Linked DNA regions of Homo sapiens: region 2 is linked to region 1. A link is a loop called in an ENCODE intact Hi-C map of the cell type or tissue named here. Cell type or tissue: IMR-90. All regions are shown on one strand. Each heading gives the region's core, and the rest is flanking DNA. Links, peaks and the distances in the headings are about the cores only.

Region 1 (12,659 bases), core at 1,722-9,721:
ATATAAATTACCAAAATTAACCCAGGAAGATAAAAATAGAATAGTTATCGCTATATCAGCTTAGGTAATTTGGAAAGGTAACTTAAAATTTATCATTAAAAAAGGCAACAAAACAGATAGGTCAAAGTTAACTTTCATTCATGTGACATTTACAAAATGGATGATTCAAATGTTATATAAGCTAGTTCAGGCCATAGAAAAAATGGAAAACTAGCTAGTTTTATATGCAGCCAGCAAAATACCAATATCTGATGAAGATAGTATAAAAATGCAGAGCACTTTCACTTATGAGAATATAAGCACAAATATCAAATCAAATGTTGACTAATTGAACCAGTGATATACTAAAGACAAACATATGTGAGCAACTGCAAAAGTGGCAAAGGCTTATTTCAATTCATTGGGGAAAAAAATAGATTAATTCAAAATAGTTTTGGCACAACTGGCTATCCATCTGGAAGAAAAGAAATAAATGTTTAAGACTATATACAAAATACTTATAAATACACTCACATCTTCAATGTAAAAACATATATATACAGGAATACACACACAAAATATAGGGTCCTGCAGGGAACATGTCTTGATCAAACCTGAGAACTGAGAAATGTTGAAATAAAATGTAAACACATTTGTTCAGGTAAAATATTTTACAGCACAATATAGTATACCGAATGTTAATATAAAAATAATATTTCCCAAATGACTTAATGACTTTGCAATGCAGATGACACTGGGCTTATATTATAATACTTAAAGTAAACTGACATAATGAGAAAAAAGAGGCCCCAATGGAAAAATGAGCAAAGTTATGAATAACACACAGGAGAACAAATCAAAAGGGCTCACAAACATTTATATATACCCACATTCAGAACCAGAGGCATGCAAAATAATAGTGAAATAATAATTTACACCTATGGTAATTTTTTAAAATTTAAAACCAGCCATTGTTAGCCAGGCACAGTGGCTCACACCTGAAATCCCAGTACTTTGGGAGGTCAAGGCAGGAGGACTGCTTGAGGCCAGGAGTTTGAAACTAGCATGGGCAACATAGCAAGACCTTATCTCTCCAAAATATTAAAAATAAAAAAATAAGCTGGGTGCAGTAGCTCATGCCTGTAATCCCAGCACTCTGGGAGGCTGAGGTGGGCAGATGACTTGAGGTCAGGAGTTTGAGACCAGCCTGGTGAACATGGGAAAACCCCGTCTCTACTAAAAATATAAAAATTAGCCAGGTGTAGTGGTGGGTGCCTGTAATCCCAGCTACTTGAGGGGCTAAGGCACAAGAATTGCTTGAACCCAGGAGGTGGAGGTTGCAATGAGCTGAGATCACATCACTGCACTCCAGCATGGGCAACAGAGTAAGACTCCATCTCAAAAAATAAAAAAATAAAAACCTGTGTGGTGACATGCACCTGCAGTCCTAGCTACTTGGGAGGCTGAGGCTAAAGGAGTCCTTGAGCCTAAGAGTTAAAGGTTACAGTGAACTATGATCGTGCCAGGGCACTTTGGCCTAGGTGACACAGTGAAACTCTCTCTCTTTAAAAAAATAAAAATTTAAATTTAAAAATTTTTTAAAAGCCATTTTTTCGCAGGGATACAAGAAAATGGGTACTCTCGCATATTACTTGTAGAAATCAGAATTGTTAATTTCTCTTATGAACAACCTAGCAAAATGTATTAAGCCTAGAAATACACATACTCTTCAACCCAGCAATACTGATCCTGGATCTATTCCATAGAAATAATAAGTGTTTGAGGAAGGAGATGGATATTCTAATTATCCTGATTTTCTCACTATATATTGTACCTGTGTATCAAAATATCACATGTACCTTGTAAATATGCATAATTATTATGTACCAATAAAAATGCAATTAAACAATTAAAAGAGTCTCCAATGAGGGATGATATATATGTGATCATATTTTTGAATATTACTTTATATTAATATATTTGGAATAAAAGTGAATAGATGATAACACACCCACATAGAGACTTACATGAAGGCATATAGACATATTAACATTATATAATTGTCTCCAGAAGGCATTGATACAGTACAGTTGTCTGCATATTGCTTTGCTGATTTAACAGTACCTGATGGATATCTCAGCAAATTAAAGGGTGTACCTCTAACTAATTCTAGTTAATTCTTCAGGTTATTTTTTGATGTAGGAGCCTAATAATTTGACCCAACATTTCCCCAGACTCAGACAGTTTCACTAACAAATTTTACCAAACACTCAAAGAGTTCATATCAACCTTGACCCACTCTTCAAAAAATTGGATGGGAGGGAATGTTTTATAACTCATCCTATGAGGCCAGTATTACCTTGTTACTAAAACCGAATAAAACATAGAAAAATTGTAGACTAATATCTCTTATGAATATAAATGCAAAATCTTAAACAAATACCAGCAAACCAAAGCTAGTAACATACGCAGACACAAAATTTTACAGCATGACCAAGTGGGATTTCTCACAAAAATGCAAGTTTGGTTTAACATCTGAAAACTCAGTTAATGCAATTCAGCTTATTAATGGAATGCAGGACAAAAACCATATGTTCACCTCAGTAGATCCAGAAAAAGGATTTGACAAAATCTAACACTCATGACCAACAACAACAACAACGACAAAAAACCACATTCAACACACTAGGAATAGTAGATAACTTCCTCCATCTGATGTAGAATACCTACAAAAAGCTCACAGCTAACATCACACTTAATGGTGAAAGACAGAGTGCTTTCCCCTAAGATCAAAAAGAAGAAAAGGATGTCTATTCTAATTACATCTACTCAACATTGTATTGGAGGTGCTAGCTAGGGCAATTAGATAAGAAAAAAGAAATAAAGGCAGCAGAATTAGAAAGAAAAAAGTAAAATGATCTCTATTTGAAGATAAGCTTATCTTATACATAGAAAATCCTGAGGGTTCACAAATTAAAAGAAAAAAAGTTATTTGAACTAATAAATGAGTTTAGCAAGGCTACAGGATATGAGTAATATATAAAAGATTTTTTGTTCAACATTTGTGTTGTTTCCACTTTTTGTACTTCTATATACTAATATTTTTGTATTTCTGTACACTAGCAATAAAAAATCTGAAAATGAAATAAAAACAATTACACTTATAGTGGCATCAAAAAATAAAATACTTAAAAATACATCTAACGTAAGTATAAGACTTATACATTGAAACTAAAAAAAATTATAGAAATGGAAAAAAATCTAAGTAAATGGAGAATTACCCCATGACTATGAATCAAAAGGCTTGATAGTGTCCAGATGGCAATACTCCTCAAATTGTTCCACAAGGTCAATAGAATCTCTACCAAAATTTGAGCTTTTTTTTCACTGAAGAACTTGGCAAGCTGATCCTAAAATTCACATGAAGATTCAAAGGATCCAGAATAATCAAAACAATCTTGAGGAAAAAAAAAAGTTACAGGCACACAGACTTTCTAATTTCAAAACTTACTATAAATATACAGGAACTGAGACAGAGTACATCTACTATAAGGATAGCCATATAAGGAACAGAATTGAGAGTCCAGAAATAAACCCTGATATCTATGATCGATTGATTTTCTACAAACATGTCAAGACAATAAAATGGGGCAAGAAGAGTCTCTTCAATAAAGATTTCATCAAAATTAAAAACTTTTGTACATCAAAGGACATTATCAAAAAAAGATACAGAATGAGAGAAAATATTTGCAAATCATATATTTGATAAATATAACTATATCCAAAATATGTAAAGAACTCTTACAATTAAATAATAAATGACAATAACACAATTAAAAATAGGCAAAATATTAAATACACATTTCTCCAAAGAAGATATATAAATGGTCAATAAGCACTTGAAAAGATCCTCAACATCATTAGTCACTGAAAAATGCAAATTAAACCACAATTAGACCCCACTTCATACCCAGTAGAATGGTTATCATAAAAAAGAAACACAATAGCAAGTGCTGGCAAAGATATAGAGAAACTGGAATCCTCATGCAATGCTGGTGGTAATGTAAAACGACGGCACGTAAAAAGAAAGATCTTCCTCAAACTGTTAAACAGAGTTACCATATGATCCCACAGTACCACTTCTAGGAATGTACTTAAGAGGAATGAAAACATATGTCAACATAAAGACTTGTACACAATGTAAACACTGTGTAAACTACCAGTAGTTTTTATACTAGCCAAAAAAATGGAAACAACCCAAATTTCAGCAACAAATCAATGGATAAGTGTGGTATACTCATGATAAAAGCTATATAACAAAATGAAGTTCTGATACATGCCACAACCTAAATGAACGTTGAAAACATTAAGTCTAAGTCAGAAAACACCAAATATTATATGATTCAACTTATATGCAATGTCCAGAATAGGTAACTCTACAGACAAAAAGTATATTAATGGTTGCCCAAAGACATAAAAAGAAAACGGATTTCTTTTTTGAATGGCAAATACATCCAAAATTAAATTGTGGTAATTTTAACACAGTTCTAGAAGTATTCTAAAAACTATTCATTTGTGCACTTTATACGGGAAAGAGGCATAGCATGTAAATTATAATTAAAGAAAGCAGTTCAAAAAACACAAAAGAATGGGTCGAAATTCTGAAGGTAAATCAGACTCACCCACGTTTGTGGTCTGGTGATATGGAAATGTCTCTTTTCACCCGTGAGACTCCAGGTTTATTCCCTACTTCCAGTATTCATGAAAAATAGGACAGAGAGTCGAGCCTTTTCTTCTTCCACGGAAATTAACACCACACGAAAATTGCCATTCTGTTCTAGAATATAAGGAAATATCTCATTGTAAATGGTATGTCTATTTACAAACTGATAGCTAGAAACAGCTGGAAAGCGTGTTTTTGAAATCTTAGAAATTTAAAATCTGAAATTTTAGAAATTTAGAAATTTGAAATTTTAGAAATTAGAAGTTAATGTAAAAATGTACTTATGCCATTTGCAAACTTGATACCTAAGTTAGTAAATTCCAGAATGTGCTAGTTACAAAAATAAATGTTACTCAGTGTTGAATGTGATCTTTTACCATTATTTTTAATTTGGGAACAAATTATTGACTCAAACTTAATGCATAAAGATTCCTTTTCTATAAATGTTCTGGGAAATTAACTAACAATTAAGTATGACTAACAACTGAAAAATGAAAGCGCATATACTAGGGCTGATTCACAAGTGAGATACTTCTGGAGTTCATGATAGCCTGTGTGGAGTTTCCTGGAATCTTTGCAGTCACTACATAACATAATGTCATCCTCTTCTGGCCACTTTAAGTGACACAGGCTTGCCCAAGATGCACTGGGAACTCATAAGAAGCCACCAGAGTGTCTATCTTCTGCACTTTCTCCACACCATCTCCTATCAGTATGTCCTGATCCTCTTTCTCAGCCTTTCTAAGTAAGAAGTCCTATTCCAGTTTCATGCCTCGGCCACTTGGGTGAATGTTTTGATCAGGGACTCCAGATCCCATAGGTTTCTGCAGTGATATGTTAAGCCTGGAAACTGTCATTGAGAGATATCTATACCTCAGAATCCTCTGGGCCAGCCCTGACCTTCTCACTGGGGTGGAGGTAATAAGAGTAATTATTACTAAGCACAAAGTATACATGGAGACTGATGTAGATGCTTTATATAGATTAACTTCCAATCTTCATGGCCGTTCTCTCCCATAAGATTTCAGGCTTAAATACTTTAGAACCTTACATAAAATGACTCAGCTAATATGGACAGAGTTTAAGCACTTCACGCTTGCAACAGTGTTTTGCTCAGCCTGGCCAAAGACCACCTATAAGATCACCTGGAGAGTCTGTCAAACACATAGATTTTCTGGCCCCAGCTAGGATCAACTGAATCAGTTGTTCTCCGAATCTTAATAGTTTCACAATTTTCTGAAGTAATCTGTGATTCTGACACACAGAAATTGGAAAAACACCACTTTCTTCTTCCTTGAGCATCAGTACAGTGTTTCACAAATTTTCTAACAAGCTGAAACCTCCAAATGGCCTTTCATTTTCACAGTGGATGGGGGATGGTTTTCATATACTTCTTTTTCCAAAATCCATTCGTTATATTCTTCACATTGCATGATATATTAGAAAATCCCAACAGGAAAAAAAAAACACCACCACTATTAACAAATAACTCTGTGTCGGAGGCACCACTTGACTAAAAAGATGAGCTTGGGAATCTGGTTTTTACTAGTCTTTATTCAAACATATATATAGGACTCCTATGCCCACTCTCCAACATCTCATATGGCTAAGCTGCAGCCTTGGTACTTAGTTACTAAACCCTCTCACTAATGCCTAGAATTTGGGTTCCCAATCACAGGCCTATTTAGACATAAGATCCACGGGCATAAAGAGATGTTGCCACTCTTCATACTCTTGAGAATAAGGCCCTTCAAAAATGGGAAGGGTTTTCTTAGGTGCTTGGTAGAAAGGCTTTGTTTAGGATTTAGCTAACTAGTTGTATATATCAGCCCCAAATTTAATCTTCTCCTCTACCCAGCACAATGCCTTGTTAATGGTGAGTTCTTTCAGAAATATTTACTAGATGAGTGAGTCAAGATATTGATCATTTGATGTCTGAATATCAGAACTGCAAGAGACCACTGGGAGATGCAATTCAAACCTCTCCATCTCTTTTTACAATTGAGAAAACATCACTGGGATCATTGGCCAGAACTCAAATCCCTTCCCAATAGGGCAAGGTCACTCCCATTGTCTTCACATTTCAGAGCATTTAGTTGAAGCTATGTCCAAGATAAGAACTCTAAGTTCCTGATTCTTTATAAATTTATCAGTTGTAATGTCCTTTCCCCAAATCACTCTGCCTCTAAGGCAGTAGAATTTTGCCTCTCTTTTTTATTTAGTATTGATACCTGCAATATGCCTGAGAAAGAAATCTAAAGGGACACTTATTGAGACAATAAAGGCACATGCAAGATCATGAAAGAGACAGAGAGGTGGAAAAGATGATGTTTTAAAGATGATGCCCATTGAAAGATGAGCAGAGAAAAGAATGCAGGAGATAATTTCAAGGAAAAAAAAATTTCACTGAGCTAAAAGTGTTCAAGCCTAAGAATACCCCCTCTAAGGGTAAAGTTTCATTCTCACCGATATGACAAACATTTTCCCAACAGAAGAAATTTAACACATTATATAAATACCCCAATACGCAAATGGTGGTAGTAATAATTAGTTTTCTCCCCTTTCATCTCCGTTGTTTCTGCCCACACGCATTTCCTATTTCGAGCTTTGGTGTAACAAATGCATCTTTTAAACTGGAAGCCCACGCCTTGTTTTTGCACAAACACAGGTCTCTTTATCGCCACGTGCAGTCTCTCCAGCTCAGGGAGCCGAACAATGAGGCATTTTCTTCTCTCCCTGGCTGCAGAGCTCTGACAGAATTCATTTAATTTCCATGTAAAGTGTAATCGGCGGATAATAATAGGTCACTCACAGCAATATCATTCTGCTCGCCCTGATCACCCATCATTGTGCTAATTGCGGGATAATGTAATATACAGCCAAGGCACACACATAGAATTAGACTGAGCATTTGTTTTTGTGATGCTATGAACAGGATATAAGAGAGAGTGTCATGTCAGCAAATATCATAGACATAGCCCCAGTCTTCCTAAAATGACTCAGGAAATAAAAGTAAAGATTCTTGTATACAGAGGATCTTTGGTATTCTTGATGTCACCTGCAAAATCCACAGGACTTAGGTGATTTTTCTGGGCACAGCTAGACCACGTAAATGCTCTGTCATCCCTGATGTCCCAGTTTTTTGGCTCCTTGGGACAGAAGCTTAGAGCAGCCAAATGATTGCTTGGGCAGGTGACAATCACCTGCTAATTGGCTGTGCTCATTTTAAAATATTTCAAAAATATTGATCATAAACCTTAGATTCTTCTTTCTAAGCCCAAAGACCCTCAAAGCAGCAGAGGCCTTTTCTGTATAGAATTGCTATCCTGGCCAGGCACGGTGGCTCACGCCTATAATCCCAGCACTTTGGGAGGCCGAGGCAGGCGGATCACGAGGTCAGGAGATCCAGACCATCCTGGCTAACAAGGTGAAACCCCGTCTCTACTAAAAATACAAAAAATTAGCTGGGCAAGGTGGCGGGCGCCTGTAGTCCCAGTTAGTCGGGAGGCTGAGGCAGGAGAATGGCGTGAACCCGGGGGCGGAGCCTGCAGTGAGCCGAGACCGCGCCACTGCACTCCAGCCTGGGCGACAGAGTGAGACTCCATCTAAAAAAAAAAAAATTGCTTTCCTTCCTGTAGAAACCTAAATTTTCCCATGCATGCTGTTTCTTTTTTGTCTCTGTGTTGGCAAAGTCAGGAGCTATCATAGCACATGGGCGCCAAAAAGGTGGGTCCTAAAGATGGCCTAGCCCAACACGTTCATTTAATTTATTTCATGATTTTTTATTCTTGTTACAAAGACAATTCATGTCTATTGTAAGTTATCTGGAAAGAGGGAAGAAAACAGAAGTGAACCCAACCCTCCAGAGAGCCCTGCAGTGCAGAGAATGAAGGTGAAGCCACAGAGAAAAATAATTTTTCTTTCTCAGAGAGGGACACTAGGAGGGGTGGAAGGATGTGTTTGCAAGAGGTTTGAAAACTCATATCTGAGAATAGTGTATGTCCGTCTTAGCAGTCAGCATCCCTCATGGATGTTGTCTAATCCTCATGCGCTGGGTGGGGCCTCCCAGCAACTCTCCTGCCAAGAAGCAAGGCAGCCTACTGGTCAGCACAAAGCTTGGCCAGCTCCAGCGCTTCAAGCCAGATTTTCAGGCTTTGGAAGAAGAGAAGAGCCAGCCCATTCCCTGCTCTCCTTCTCTGGTTTTTTTGGGGTATGTGTGAAGATGGAAATTATGCTCATGACCTGACAGAGACAGAAAGATAGAGAACTTCACAGACGCTAGGAGATGGAATCAGATGAGAAACAGCCTGTATTAATCTGTTTTCACACTGCTATAAAGATACCACCTGAGACTGGGTAATTTATAAAGAAAGGAGGTTTAACTGACTCACTGTTCCGCATGGCTGGGAAAGCCTCAGGAAACTTACATTCATGGTGGAAGACGAAGGGGAAGCAACACACTTCTTACGTGGCAGCAGCAGCGAGCAAGGGATCGAAGGGGAAGTGCCACATTTTTAAACCATCAGTTCTCGTGAGAACTCATTCACTATCACGAGAACAGCGTGGCGGAAACCACTTCCATATTAAAATCACCTCCCACCAGGTGCCTCCCTCGACACGTGAGGATTACAACTTGAGATGAGTTTTGGGTGGAGACACAGAGCCAAACCATACCAAGGTCCAAGGGAGAAAGAACCAGAGAAAGCAGATGGAGCTGAGAGACAAGTGTAGGGGAGAAACAAATACAGCACCAGGAGTGAGAGAGTGAGGAAGGGATAAAGGAACAAGACAGAGGCCCAGAATGGTAGGGAACAGAGAAACAGAGGGAGAGAGGTACAGAGGGAGAGGATAATGGAAGGGAAGAGAGAGAGATGGGCAATGAGGGATGAAAAGAGAAAGAGAAACCCAGAGTGAGACAGAACTAAATGAAACTGACATGAGTGGCGTCTATACAACAGGCTGAGCCCAACGTTGTGGCAGGGGTCTGGAGGGAGGTGAGTGTGAATGTGTGCATGTGCATGTGTTTGTGCATGAGGGGGCGCTGTTGGTGCTAGAAGGAGCCTTAGACAATGCACAGGATTTAAAAGCTTCCTCTGGCTGGGCGCCGTGGCTCACGCCTGTAATCCCAGCACTTTGCGGGGCCCAGGCGGGCGGATCACCTGAGGTCAGGAGTTCCAGACCAGCCTGGCCAATATGGTGAAACCCCGTCTCTACCAAAAATACAAAAATTAGCTGGGCGTGGTGTCAGGTGCCTGTAATCCCAGCTACTCAGGAGGCTGAGGCAGGAGAATTGCTTGAACCTGGGAGGCTGAGTTTGCAGTGAGCCGAGATAGCACCACTGCACTAAGGTCTGGGTGACAGAGCAAGACTCTGTCTCAAAAAAAAAGCTTCCTCTGACTTTTGATTCATACACTCATGTCTACCCCTAGATACTCAGAGCACCTTGATAAGCCTGAAGAGGAGATTGTGTTCTTTATTCTTTCTCTCTTACCTGAAAAGCATTACTTCTTCCCATATTTCAACCATTTCGTCAACAATTTGGTGATTCCCTGGTTCATGACTCTGCACACTGAGAAGCATGAGGTCATTTTGGAGGGGGCTCCAACCAGACCAAATGTGATATGAGCTGAGCAGAGGGAGTGGGGTTTGGTGAGCGGGAAAGCAGTGAACACCCTCTGTTGGTTCAGTTCAGGGGTCAGGCCCAGCTTCCCCAGGGCACTGAGAGCTAACTCAGATTTCCAGCACTGAGGTCACAGATCCAGGAATGGGGACAAAGAGTGCCAAGCCTGAGGCTTCAGGTGAGTGGTCAATGACTCTCCATCCAGGGCGTCAGCCTATAGGTCCATAAGTAGAAACTAGCAGGCATCAGACTGAAGGGACACTGGACCCTGGGCTCAAAGCCCAGGACCGAATTCTAGAAGCCAACATAGCAGGGGGTGGAGGTGAAGAGAAAGCTCTGTTCATGAGCAAAGTGGCCCTAGGGACACTGGATTCTGAGAATAAATGGCAGTGGAGGGTCCCTAAGATGGAACAACAGAGTTACTCAGTAAACGTAGCTAGGCTTCCCCATCCTAGATCACAGTGGCCGACTTGATTCAAAGCATCAGAAGGTGGACAGAGGAAGCAGCTGCTACCCTCCTGCCTGTGAAAGTTGTCTTGAGCTCTGGTCAATGGAAGACTCATTTGTGAAGAATGGAGAGAGAGAGAGGAGACATTGTCCCTGTCCTATAGGTGTGCCCAGTCACAAGGGAGACATGAGAAAACACCCCCCGACACACACACACACACACGCAAACACATCTCCAAACATGCTTATGACTACCATTATGATAATGGAGATACACAAAAAAAAGGAATAACAAATTCTACATCCTTGCTACTCAAAGCATGGTCCACGGACCTGAAGCATCAGCATCACCCGGATGCTTATTCAAAATGCAGTAGCCCAGGCCCTGCCACAGCTATAGAAGTAGGATCTGTGTTTTATCAAGAGCACATGAAGCCTGAAATGCCACACTCCACATGACAGGGGATCAGAGAAGGCTTCTTGGAAGTGTAACACTTCCGTGAGTTGGGTGTTACTTTGTCTTATAAGTAAGGAAAATGATATTTGAAAGACTGGATGGGTAGCCCAAAGCAGCATATCTCTTAAATGACCAAAGCTGGTCTCAAACTCAGGTTTATGACTGAAAATTAAACTTACTAAATCAAAGATCACCACTTATGTCATGGCGGCTATGTGCCAAGCCCAGAGCTAAGTACTTTATTACTCAGTTCTTTGTGTGTTTGGATTCTCACAATAACCATGTAAGATATATTTTCCCCAGTGCACAGAGGAAGTAACAACAGGCTCAAAAAAGGCAGGTGATGTTTCCCAAAGCCACACAGCTAGCAAGGGGCAAAGCTGGGATTCAAATACACAACTGTCTATTCCTGAGTCTGGGCTTGATCTTCGATCTGCTTTATATTGCCCAGGCCTGGTCACTGTGCCCCCCTGCCTCATTTTCTAAAGATGGAAAACCTGCTCTTCCGGTGACATCTATCATTCTGTTCTTCTGTCTGGTCACAGCCAGCCAACTGTGGCCAAGCCTGTGGCCAGCCGGCAAGGACAACAGAAGCCACAAGCTGGGAGCAGGCAGCAGAGAGATCTGTGGCACATGCTGGTCCCTAGCATTGGGCACGAGGGCTCCAGATCAGCACAGCATTTGGAAACCCACTTTAGGGTCAGAACTGGACATTTGTGTGCTTTCTGCCTGAACCATGCACTTAATGTCCTCCCATATCCACAGGCCAGACCCCCTGGAGCTGCCAGCCTGGGAAATGTTAAAGGATGTCAGGTTCCCAGAATGTTTTGAGTTTTCCCAGTAGCAGGATGTCGGGGCTGGGGAGGCACTTCTGTGTGCTCGACTGTTTCTCTCGTTATAGCAAGATGTCTTTCAACTCCCCCTGCCCGGTGTTCTTCTCATGCAAACTCCACGTGGCATTTCCTGTCCTCGCAGCTCTTGCCTCAGATATAGGCAGCCATAGAATCCCTGCCCTTCTACATTCATCTGCAAAGAGCTGACAAAAGGAAAGCAGGTGGACATTCTCTCCACTTTGTTTTTAGACTTACAAACTCCCCCAGCCCATGAATGCATCTGCCTGTAGGAGGGAGCTCTCTGAAATGCAAACCACGTGTACCTAAAGAAAGAAAGCTTGTTGTATTCCATTATAGGAAGGCCAGCAAAACCCAAAAATAAAATCAAATGGAGTGACTCTGAAAATATCCGCAGATCACCATCATGTATCCCTCCGGGACATAACCATTCAGAAGTCTCTGAATCTCAATTCTGATTTTCTGAACTGCCACTGTAAGTCATTCCCCTATTGGGCTCAGCTTGCCTCAGGCAGGCTGGAGGCCCAGGGCCCTGCTCAGGTGCTGCTGCTGAGTGGAGCAGGCTCCTAATAAGGCAGGTGT
Region 2 (12,659 bases), core at 3,082-11,081, 62 kb before region 1:
GGAGAAATTCTTGTCCAACTGTTGTGACAGAGCAGGAAGTTAATGAAGTTAAAATTAAGCACAATTTTGAGGGAATAGTCTGAAAGTCATAAAGCTACGAGAGGAAATAAAGTCTCTGAACTTTGCCTGACACCTGAGACTTTATTCATCACCAAATGCTCAGGTATACGGTAGACTTGAGGCCCAGGGCAGGGCCAGCAAGCTGCCTTTCCACTTCTTGTTCTCAGCGTGAGGGTTCAGTATCTTGGAGCTATAAAATGATGTTTGATGAATGAATGAAGGAACCGTCAAAACAGATCTGCACACATTCTAAATTCAAGCAAAAGGTAAAAGAATAGGAAGGAAGTTTACATTTTATGGAGTGACTAATCATGCATCAAATATTTTGAACAAGTTGTTTTTATTTATTTCTCCTTCATGCTAGGAGCTAAAATATCATTCCTATTTTACAGTTGAAGAAACAGAAGACCAAAGTGATTAACACTAACACAGGTATTAATAGTTTCATCTAAGCTGAAATTTTAATTCAAATGCAAGAAAACACCCCAAATATTTTAACATTTCCAACGCCCCCCTCTTTTAAAAAATGTTATTTCATTGACATTTTTATATTTTCCAAATTTTTTCTTTTTTTTTTGTTTTTGTTTTTGAGACGGAGTGTCACTCTGTCGCCCAGGCTGGAGTGGAGTGCATTGGCACAATCTCGGCTCACTGCAACCTCTGCCTCCCTGGTTCAAGCGATTCTCCTGCCTCAGCCTCCCGACTAGCTGGGATTACAGGAGCCCGCCACCACGCCCTGCTAATTTTTTGTATTTTTAGTAGAGATGGGGTTTCACTGTGTTAGCCAGGATGGTCTCAATCTCCTGATCTCATGATCCACCTGTCTCAGCCTCCCAAAGTGCTGGGATTACGAGCGTGAGCCACTGCGCCCGGCCTATATTTTCCAAATTTTCTACAAGGAGTATGTATTGCTCTCAGAATAAAGAAAAAAAAATAAAAGGTATTTTTATTTTTTATTTTAATTTTTCTTCTTTTTTGTATTTTTATGTCAATAGTTGTGTGGGTACAAGTGGGTTTTAGTTACATGGACAAGTTCTAGAGTGATGATTTCTGAGATTTTGGTGCACCTGTCACCAGAGCAGTGTACACTGTACACAATATGTAGTCTTCTATCCCTCACCCCCCGAGCCTCCAAAGTCCATTGTATCATTCTTATGCCTTTGCATCCTCATAGCTTAGCTCCCACTTATAAGTGAGAACCTAAGATATTTGGTTTTCCACTCTTGAGTTACCTGAGAAAATGCATACAGTAACAGCCTTCACCTTCTCACATCTGCTACTGCCAACTACTCCTAAAGAAAATGTCCCCAAACCAGTGGCTTTTGTTGCCACAGCTCTGTCATTTCTGGGGGGCGACATCTATCAGATGAACATTCAAAGACGTAAATGCTGCTAAGATGCCTCCCTCTGAGAAACCTGGCAAGAGGTTAGCAAGGCAGGCATGGGGGCAGCAGCCACTCCTGAGAGTGCTTTGGGCTCTCTGCCCTGCCAGGGGAGCTCCACACCCTCTTAGAAGAGAGGAAAGACAGACACAGACACCATTTTCATCAACTCCATCATGCCTGGATAAACCTGAAAGATTTTAAAGCAGAAAAATACCCAGGGAAACAGTCTAACCTGAAATTCCCTGCAGAATGCAAAATGTTCTGAGATCTACATGGCTGCCATCCAGGAAACCTCACTATGGGAGAAAGGGCCCCGCTTCCAGGTCCTCCGCTGGGCTGAGATACCTGATGGTCAGAGGCATCAGAGTTTGTGCTCCACAGCATTGGAAGCAGAGCCTGGGGATAAAGAGGGTGTGAGGAAAATGGACCTGTGTCCTCAGCACAGCAGGAAGCAGGAAGGTCTGCTTCACAGGAGCTAGATCCCTGCCTGAGGCTGCAGCTGGAACCACTGCAGGGAACCACCCATGCCCGAACCACCACAGCTGGTACAGGCTACTTGTGGCCTAGACTTAGGTGAGTAGGAGGGGGGTATTTGAAGATCCAAGAATTCCAGGTCTTGGAATCTGAAGTGAAAACTTCAGATCGCGGATCCAGAGGTTTTCTAGAATGTCCATTATGGCTGAAGTGAGGAGATACGAAGGCTGCAGAGGTAGCGGTGGTAGGGGAAATGTTGAGGGACACACGGGGGTCTGGCACCCTTCCCCATTGACGAGAAGCACTGTGTTTTTCTCTTTTTGTATATTAGGATATTGCAAGCCAAGTCCTTAGGACAAAAGTTTTCTTGACTTACATATAAAGAACATTTGTAAAATGCTGATAAGCCTCCTATCCTTCCAAGCCCACTGAGTGGCTTGGAATTCAATTTCTGCTTGAATATTTGCAGGTCTAGAAGTCTCCATAGTCTTAAAAGCAGCCAATACCACTCTCACACAAGTGTGACTCTTGAGAACAGTCTTCTTGTGTCATATCAAGAGACTTTTCTGTAGCTTGTAGAGTCCAGTCCTTTTTATGTGCTCTGCAGTCTCACAGAAAAACCCATTTTCTATAGTTACACTAATTAACACTTACCAAGCACCTGCGATTGGGCCACTGCCCTCCTCAACCCACTCTCCCACATATAGATTTTATTAGGTGGAGATTAGCGAGGCTCAGTGGTTTAGGACAGAGGCCACACTGATGGTGTGTAATGGGGCGACAGTCAAGGTGGGTCTCACTCAAAATTCCATGCTGGCTCCTATGCAGACCAAAGGGTTATGAGGAGGAGTGTGATGGCTGCTCTGATCTTCAGGGCCCTGTGAATGCTCAGGCTGAGATGCAGGAGCTTCTGTGCCCTGCCTCTGGACCCTAGCATTCATCTACCCATCCCTCCTCTTCTCACCCCAGTGCCCACCCATGACCGAGCACATTCCTAGATACTCCATGACTATGTGCTGCCAAAGTAACTAAATGCAGAGGCTAGGAAATTCCTCAAGGTGCCTTCTACTGCCATGCAAGAGTTCTCAGGTATTTAATTTATAAAATCTACCTAATCAACTGCCCATAAGTATGTTTTGAAAAATGAAAAACACCACGTAGAGGAAACACTAGGTATCTGTCCCCTACTCATTTCTCCAGCCTGGCCTCCTTCCCTGTTCTCACTTCCTTCCTGTGCGCCTTCCTCCCCAGGATCTTGCCTCATCTTGGAACAGAACTTAGTCTTTCACCTCTTTCATGGTGGTCTTGGCATGGACCTTTCCCCCTGGTTAGACACTTCTCGTCTGACTTCATTTTTACTTGCTACTCGGTGGTCATCCACCCCTTCTTCAGTGAGGCTTTATCTTTCTTTCCAGTGTCAAGTAAGCACCCATATGTGTCATCTTATGGCATTCTGTACTATTCCCTTCTTTGTGTATAATAATTCTATGTATATACTGAACATCTATAGCCTCCACTAGGAAAATCTCAGAAGGAATGATGGTGTCTCTTCTTATCACGGGGTTCCCAGCATCTAGTACATAATATGTGCTCAATAAATATGTATTAAGTGGGCAAATACATGAGTGAATAAAAATAAATGCATGGTTGTTTAATATATGAGCAATTCCAGAGTATAAAGTAAATATTTAAATGTTCACATCCGTGTCAACAGCTCATTCTTCTGCTCTATCCAGACAGCCCCATGAGGTTGACTGTGTTCCTTTCTTCACTTGCCAATATGCCTCTATCTACAGACCATGTTTGCACCTCTAGGATGAATAAAGGACTTCTAGGAAAGTTGTGTTACAACCACAGATCCCATTTCCAGACCATTGCAGGTATATGGGACACAGCACCATTAAACTGAATGCAGTTGGTTTTGAAAAAACTTGAAATTTCTTCAAAGGTCCATCTGCATACATAAGAAAGCTCAGCCAAAGTCTACACATCCCTCTATATGCAATTAATACATTTATATTCCCATGCAGTTCCCAATGTAGTCACATTGCCTGGGCAACAATAAAACATCACTTGCTGAGGCCACTGAATTCTGTCATGCATCCATCAATGATTCATTCTTCCTTCAATCTTTATTTTCTTATTCATTGCCTTCTTCAGTCCTTCAGTTAGACCCTGGCATTCAGGATCCATCCATCCATCCATCCATCATCCATTCACCCATCCATCCATCCACCAATTTGCATTTCTAGGCATCTGACCTTTTCTTAAGACCCAACTTAGCTACCCCGGGATCTACAGGGATGGGGAATCTGAGAATTCATAGCCTAGCACTGAGGGTCCATATCAAATTAGAAGTAAAGCAGACAGCCAAGAAGAATGGAAAAGGTTCCTCCTTGTCTACTCACTCACTGTATGTCAGGATTCCACATGCCTGGCTAGGCCTCCTTATCACATCAGCTGACACCTGGATGCAATGATCTCACATACATATTTCTCCAGGCCAGACCTGTTTGGTGCACTCCACACAGATCATCGAAACTGCCTACCTTGACATATTTCCTACTTGCTAATTCAAAATTGGATTTCTCAGAATGGCTAAGATGAACCCTTGATCGTCAGTCCAATTCATTCTCTTCCAGGATTTGTTCACTTACCAATGACTCTGTTTCTACACCAAAAACATAGGGATCAGTCTTGCCTTCCACCTTCCTTCACAACCACCAATCCATCATATTTTACAACTTCGATATTTTTCCCATCCTAGCATCATCACCGTAGTCCAACTCCCATCATCTTTCACTTGGACAATGTTTATTAAATTGCATGTGCTTGGGCTGCTCCAAATCTGTCTTAACAACGTTGTTTTCAAACACAGATCTCACCAGGTGACCCACCTTCTGCTTGAGAACTTTTTGTGGCTTCCCTCCCATCGCTCTTAAGGGTGAGGTAAAGGCTACAAGGCTGACATGAGCTGGCCCAGAGTATCTCCCTCATCTCTTTTTGTCCCTACCCTCCCTGCCTAGCCCTGCATGTTCCCATCACACCAACCATACTCATGCTAACAAATATATTTCCTCTTGCTAAAAAAAAGCTCTGCCATGCCACCCCCCATAGACCAAGTACATTCATCTTTTCTCCCCCACCCCCTTTTTTTTTTTAGAGACAGGGTCTCACTCTGTCACCAGGCTGGAGTGAAGTGGCAAGATTTTGGCTCAATGCAGCCTCAACTTCCCAGGCTCAAGTGATCCTCCCACCTCAGCCTCCCAAGCAGCTGGGACCAAAGATATGTACCACCACACCTAACTATTTTTTATTATTTGTAGAGACAAAGCCTTGCCTTGCTGTGTTGCCCAGGCTGGTCCTGAACTCCTGGGCTCCCACCTTGGCCTCCCAAAGTGCTGGGATTACAGGTGTGAGCCACCATTCCTGGCCCTTTTCTCCTTCATTAGCTCTCAGCATGTCTTTCATCAGGACACTCTTCCCTGATTTCCTCATCTGGGGACCAGGGAGTGCGTTTGTTTTGTCCACCCAGAAGATGCTGTCAATAGTCCATATCCCTATAAACTAGCCCAGAGGCACCTCATAGCCAGCCCCCACTACATCTCTCTCCCTGATGTCTCTCTGGCTGTGGGGAAATGCTTGACTCACATAGGACAGGCTGGGAGTGTTAGGGAGTCAATAAACCGAAGCACTTCTCAACCAATGAGCCATGAGGGCTGGGCCTTGCCCACAGTGAGGCAATTCTCAGGCGTGTCCCATATAGTCTTAGGAACCCAGCAGGGCTGAGTCTCTGTTGCCCACAGCATTAATTATCTCTATGACATAACTTTCACTGGCTTTCTTCAATTACTTGTCTCACTTCTCCACTCCCTCATTGTGCTCCCTGAAATCACCTCCCAAATAAACGTTTGTACTCACACCCTTGTCTAAGGGCCTATTAGGGGAAAGAAAAAGTAAGACATTTTCACAGGAAAGGCTCACTTCTTCCAGATCACTAAATCCATCCGTGATTATGTGTTTATTACTGCAAATCTTCGATAACTGTCTGCCTTTCTCTTTAGGCTATTAGTTTCATGAGAACAAGGTTCCCGGCTATTTTTTGTTCTTCATCGATTTCCTGGTGCCCACCTCAATACCCAGCACATAGCAGGTGCTCAATGAATCTTTCTCCAATACAAATAAAATGATACATCAAGCTGTGTCTCCAGCACTGGAAATAAAACTATTATGATTTAATCACCACCCTTAAGAGGCTCGTATTGTAGGAGAAGCAAATTGAAATATTCATAGTATACTCTCATTGAAATTAATGTCACTCATTAGCATTGGATTTTATGAGATCTGAGGAAAAAGTACTTCGCCCACCTAAAAGGAGATCAGTAAGGGAAGAGATCCCAAAGCCTCATCCCAAAAGGCACACACCCCAAGAGAAGAAGGCTTCCACACAAAGATTCCGTAGAACTGTTGAGAGAAAGTAGAATAAATGCATTTGCTGTATGGGCTTGATACTTGAGAAAGTTATAAAAACCTCTAACTCAGAGGCTCAGAACCAGACTAATCATATTGTAGTAAATATTAATAATGGAAATTAAATAGCAGATGCATCAGTAACAGTGTACACATGGAGTGTGAGCACTCAGATGTGGTTTGTTCTAAAAATTAGGCTGATCTAAAAATACTCTTTGCGGAGGTGCTCTCATTTTCCAGAAGCAGTGATTAGGGCAGCAGGGGGCTTGGCCCAGGAAGTTTCCTGTCTGCCAAGGTTTTGGCAGCCCCCAGGGGGGCCGAGGAGTCTTGTTCAGGAGTGGCTGCCTCACAGAGCCTGTGAGTTCTGAACTCTGCTTCTGTCTTTCAAGACCTGTACCTACAATTCTCAGTGAACTGTTTTCATTTGTAAATGTACTCAACGCTGGAAGGAATTTGCCAAATTGTCTATCACCTGTCATCATTTAGTGGAATCCAAGTTTGTCTTTTGTCTTATGGTGGAGCTGAGTGCTGTAACCAATAACCCCAGAACCTCAGTGGCTTAACATACTAAAAGTATATTATTTCTGGCTCATGTAAAGTGGAATTGGATGTTTGACATGGGGCCTTCCACAGCTCTGATTCAGAGACAAAGACCTTTTCAGTCTGGTGGCTCCTCAGTCCTCTTGGGTCTCAGAGTCCTTGTTGGATGCTGTGCCTCTTTCCAGCAGATGGGAAGAGGCTCTTAGGTGGCAAAGGAGGTCGTTCAGGCTGGGTCTGGGAGGTTTGCTGGTTTCGCTCACATGCATTAGTCATAACTCAGCTCCAAGCCCCATTTACATGCAGAAGAGCCTGAGAAACAAGGTCCGGCTGTGTTCCCAGGCAGAAAAGGAAACAGGGTCTTCTTGTAAAGACTGAGAGGTCTCTCCCATACTTTTCAAGACATGTTTAGAAAGGACGGGGCCATGGGAAGGTAACCGCAGATGGCATTCCCTATCTGGTGCATGGAATGCAGCCCGCCCTTATCTGTCTCGATGAGATCATCTTTTCCACTTTTCAACTGACACAAAGGAGCTGGGTCTGTTGGACCTAGTGACCTGGAATTCCACAAGTGTTGATATTTGGACTTCCTGGATAATATGTATCCAGATCACCTTTTTACTTCAGGAAATATAAGGTCCAAAAATCAGTGATGTTCAAGAAATGGGCTTCCTACTAGGCAAATAAGTAACTTTAGTTCTTGGAAAAATTACTTAATTTCAGGTATACTGTGTGTGTGTGTGTGTGTGTGTGTGTGTGTGTGTGTGTGTGTGTGTGTATCCAAAAGGCTTTGGAAGAGGTGATGTCGAGGCATAGCAAATGAGAACTCATCCCCATTATCTATGTCCTAGAATAGCCCTAGATTAGAGTTACAGGAGCTGAATTTATTTTCTCTTTATTAAGAACAGAGTTGAAATTCTGAGCTCAGCAACCATATTGGGTTGTTATTATAATCATCTCCATTTTAAAGGTGAGTAAACCAACACTGAGAGGCATTAGGGATTTTCCCCTAAGTTATATAGTGACTAAGTGGTGGAGATAGGACTGAAACCCCAAAAATCCAATATGGGAGCCAGACTTAACAGTACACTTTCCCAAGCATCTTCGAGGAATTTGTATTGCAGGAAAAATATTGCTTTCTAAAATGCATGTAACTCATTTGTAAACATTATATATTACTGCCTGAAAATTTAGAATAAAGCAGAATAAATGAAAATCAATAGTCCTTTACCCAACCACAACCATGGTTGAAATCTTAGCAAAAATTGGAACAAATAATATTTATTACTTTTTAACCATTCCATTCCCCATACCTCATCTTCAGAAAGTTTTCTTACAAAATTACTAATTCTGGCCAGTCCTTTCTGCTTCTGAATAACCCTCAATATCTTCTCTAACCTTGGACTTACAGAAGCCAAACCAACCTCAGGGTAAGTCCAGACTTTGTTTTTATTGGAAAGTCTATTTTTCACTCCAAAATAACAATTTTGGCAACTACAAAATCAGAGCTGCTGCTGCTTATGATAGACCAACTTCAGAACCAGTAGTGTGGCCAATAAGAATGTGCTAGTGATGTGGCAGTTCTCTGGAAGAGACCAATGTCACAGCAAACTGGATGCTCTGAGCACTGTCTCCAAACATTGTGACACCTCTTCTTCCTGACTTGCCACAGAGATCATTGAGAAGCACTTTAGATAGAGTTCAATACATACGTCCATGAATGCCTCCAATCTTAACGGATGTGTTTTTTGCACAAAGTACCATGACAGGCATGAAGGATAAGACACAGATAAAATTGTATCTCATGATGTACCTTCCATCTGGAATCTGGGAAATGAGCAATGGGAACACAGTCCTTGGTTGTTAATGTGGTATTTGTTCCTCTTAGGCATGGGAGGTAAAAGGGGCACATCAATATCACCATTTTACCAAGAAGGAAACTGAGGCTGTAAGGCATTTAGTGTCTTACTGAGGGCAAAGCAAAGGTAGAAACTAGTTGTTATGGTTTGAGTGTGTCTCCTCCAAAATCAAGGTGCTGAAACTTAATGGCCAATGTGATCGCATTAAGAGGAAGGGGGACCTTTAAGAGGTGATTAGGCCATGAAGGATCCACCATCATGAATGGAATGTAGGCCCTTATAAAAGATGCTTCATACAGCCTTCAGCTGTCTCCCCTTTTCACCTTCTGCACCCAGAGGATGCAGATACAGGCACCATCTTGGAAGCAGACAGCAACTCTCAGCAGACAACCAAACCACTGGTGTCCTAATCTTGGACTTTCCAGACTCCAGAATGATGAGAAAGAAGTTTCTGTTCTTTATAAATTACCTGTCTCAGGTACTTTGTTACAGCAGTGTTCTGTGTGGGAAACACGCGAGGGGAGAAGAAAAGACACACACAATACCTCTAAGGGTAAACAATCTTTATCCCATATAAATAGCAATGCTGATATAATAAGCAAATGATATAGTAAGTAGATTGATATAATAAGCAGACTGATATAATAAGCAGATTGATATAATAAGCAAATTGTGATGGGAAGGGGAGAAGGAAAAAGATATTTACACTCACCAGAGTGTGGAGGATTCACCACCAGACTGGGAAGCAACAGCCTGGGCACCATAGTCGGCCACTCGTCTGTGCACAGACGAGGAGAGGTCTCATGAAGCTTCAGTGCAGTCTAGGACCCTAGCTCTTTTTGTAACAAGTTGTTTGACATGAGGCCCAGTCATGAGGGTCCCTCACGACTGGGCTCAAGGAACACAAAAAGGTCAACTTGTTTTTGTAATTGTCTGTTGTTTTCAATAACTAATATATAGGAATAGATTGAAATAGAGATTACTCCGACACAGCAATGGATGAACACCTCAAAGGGCCCACACTACTTGTTCTGAGACTTGGTGACCATTGTTTGTGTCCATGTTCAATTGAGTTCACATTTAATATTTAACTTTTCCTCCACAAGCAGCACAAAATAGATGAAGACAGTAGTAAATCCAGGACTCAAACATAAGTTTGTGATTTATAATGTAGACAAAGGCATTGTAAGGAGTTACAAGTGGTCATTTAGACATATCCTAGAGTACTCTAAGATCATCCTAACCAATATTACTTTCCTATCATAAGGGTTATACCACTTGCATGGAGGATCATGATGACAGTCACCTGTCAGGATTTTCTTCCATTTATAAGTCCACGAAAAGCCTATGTTTTCTCTGCCTCTGAAATTGTGCATTAAAGTCTCAATCTGTGCTTGGCACTTGACAGGTACTCAGTATAAATCATATATCCTTGCAATTATCGACCCCATGATTACCAAATTACCTATGTGTCAAGTAGAAAGGAGGAAAGAGAAAGAAGAAAGAAAAAGAAAGAAAGAAAGAAAGAAAGAAAGAAAGAAAGAAAGAAAGAAAGAAAAAGAAAGAAAGAAAGAAAGAAAGAAAAAGAAAGGAGGGATGGAGGGGAGAGAGAAATAAATTATTTTATTTTTCTGGTTCCTGAGACATTTCCATAAGTTATTAGAAAAAAAAGATCAATTTACTAGTAAAATAAAATGTAAATCTTTGCAAAAATTTTCTGTAACCTCCGCAGGTTTAAAAAGGAACCTTTGTTCTTTGTTTCGCTCCTAATGATGATTGCCCTTAAGTCTTGGGCTGATGTTTTTAAACCAGGAATTGATTTGAATTGGATAGGAGATAACCAACATTGAACACAAGGTAAGCATTAAGATGAGTTTTTTTTTCTTGGTCATATCGTGTGTGTATAAATTACCTTCAGCACAGAGAGTTTTATTATCAATCATTTGAGCCAATAAATGTCTCATTAAATCTAATTTTCACTTATGGAGTACGCAATTGTCATTATATAAATATTATTTAATTACATAATGGCTCAACTATTAAGAAATCTGTATTTAACTGATATTTGAACCATATTCATAAAATGCTCTATTCTAGGAACTATTTGAGAATTCCATAATATTTTGATTAAAGACGGTAGTACTTTACTGATTGTATTTGGATAAGCCATGTTGTCTTTATAATAAGGTGTGTTGATATTAAAAAATGATTAAACATTTTCAAGGGAAGAGCTGCTTCAACTTCACCCACCTTTCATCTTCATATTATGAATTATACATTATTCTTTCACTTCTATATCCTCAATCCTTTTTTCTTTGTAGGCAATTATACAGTGACCCATCCATATAGCTCATGAGATTTCTCAATTTTTTATGAATGTTCGTAAATATGGAGGAAATGAGTGCCAAATTTATAACCGGTTGGACCATATTAATCTTTTTTTGTTGTTGTTGGAGGGATGGCTATAGTTATCACATTGCACTGTTTGAATTTAAGAGAAAATTATTTTAGGGCAGTATGGGGAGTGAAAGATGTTTAAATCTAGAAAGTCCCTTTAGCCAAGTATGTGACAAGCACCATGTAAGTGGAAGAATTTGGAAGCCTAACTTGAATACTTCTTTGTTTTATTTCCTGAGAGATGATAGGAGACTCGGGGTCCAGAACATGATGAATGTTGGCTGTCAGATGAAGGCGAAGGGAGATGGAACTGGGCTGGGTCAAGTTTAGGGAACTTACCTTTGGAAGATGTCTGTGTTATGGGGGCATGCGACACTCAAATTTAGTCTTATCCTAATGTAAATATCCAAGGGCTATTCTCATGACAGTGGAATTCAGGGAATGGTTACACTTGAGATGCAGCTCGTGCCAGAGTGGCCTGAAGCCTGTCTCAGGCAGGAGGCAGGGATAAGAGCATACGGTCTTCCCAACTATGGCAGGACATAACCCATAATAGAGTGTGAGCTCAACCAGGACAAAGCCCTTTTTCATTCTTGGTTATCTCCATAGTGCCCAGGACAGACTCTATAACACTAGATCTGTAGAAACATTTGCCAAACTGTGGATGGAGAGAAGATGCAGTCAATGTCAGGGCACAAAGAGTGTATCAGTTTTGTGGGCTTGGATATGGCACATGGTTGGGGACCTGAGGCAGACTCCTAAGGATAAGCCAGTTGTGTGGATGGTTCTAGAGTTAAAAGGAAGTGTCTTAGAATAGGGGAAGGTGCATGATGATCAGAGCTCACTCAAGGGGCAACGGGTACCAATCTTCAGTGGGTTGTGTGTCTACCATTCTCATTGACTCATTCAACAAACATCTATGGGGCACTGGCTTTCAGCCAAATACTATGTGAAATGTTGGGACACACAAATAAAATGTCATGATTCCTGGTTTGGAAGAACTTTTGCCTTAGTGGAGAGAAAGACCTCCTAACACCACACACTGTAAGTCAGCAAAGGCTTAATGGTTGTGTATGGCAGGGTATTGGCAAGACTGCCTCCAGGATGGTGGTCCAGATATCTTGTATTTGAGAAAGCCATATGCTCTCTGATGCTTCCAGAGAGCCCCAGATCCTCCTCAGCAGCAGGGCTTGAACATTCTAGAAACTCCAAATTATACTGAAGGTGTTGGTATTTTATTTCTTTTTGGTAAACATTTGAATTGGCTCAGGCACTATGCCAAGGGCTTTGCAAATATTTATTCATATAATCAATCCTCACAATAATATGGAGGAATAAATTCTAGCATTTCCATTTGACAAATGAGGAGGCAAGATTTCAGCATTTAAGTCATTTGCCCAAGATCCCACAAGTAGTGTTTGGGGGGATCCTACACTTGAACTCAGAAAGTTTCACTCTAAAATCCATAATCTTGAAC

Evidence for each region. Hi-C counts contacts between places; a loop is a spot of excess contacts. Peaks named below come from ENCODE experiments on the same cell type or tissue, not always from the same donor. Only the 100,000 strongest peaks of a DNase experiment are listed, where the experiment ranks them.
Region 2: a loop joins it to region 1, with 4 times the contacts of the local background. A loop is called at or near these places in 3 of 110 quality-filtered maps.

Annotation. Positions count from the first base shown.
Region 1 is chr16:65,567,110-65,579,768 of GRCh38, forward strand. LINC00922 (long intergenic non-protein coding RNA 922) reads right to left here and starts at 9,188. Exons shown (of 10, transcript NR_174971.1): 1 at 9,130-9,188; 2 at 4,662-4,816. In IMR-90, for the core only: a CTCF peak has its summit at 5,325; a DNase peak (open chromatin) is centred at 5,242; H3K27ac peaks cover 809 bases.
Region 2 is chr16:65,503,740-65,516,398 of GRCh38, forward strand. All of the region lies in intron 2 of LINC00922 (long intergenic non-protein coding RNA 922), which reads right to left. Among named protein-coding and RNA genes, the nearest start is that of LINC00922, 66 kb to the right of the region's middle. In IMR-90, for the core only: no CTCF peak of the experiment used is centred there; a DNase peak (open chromatin) is centred at 7,282; H3K27me3 peaks cover 167 bases.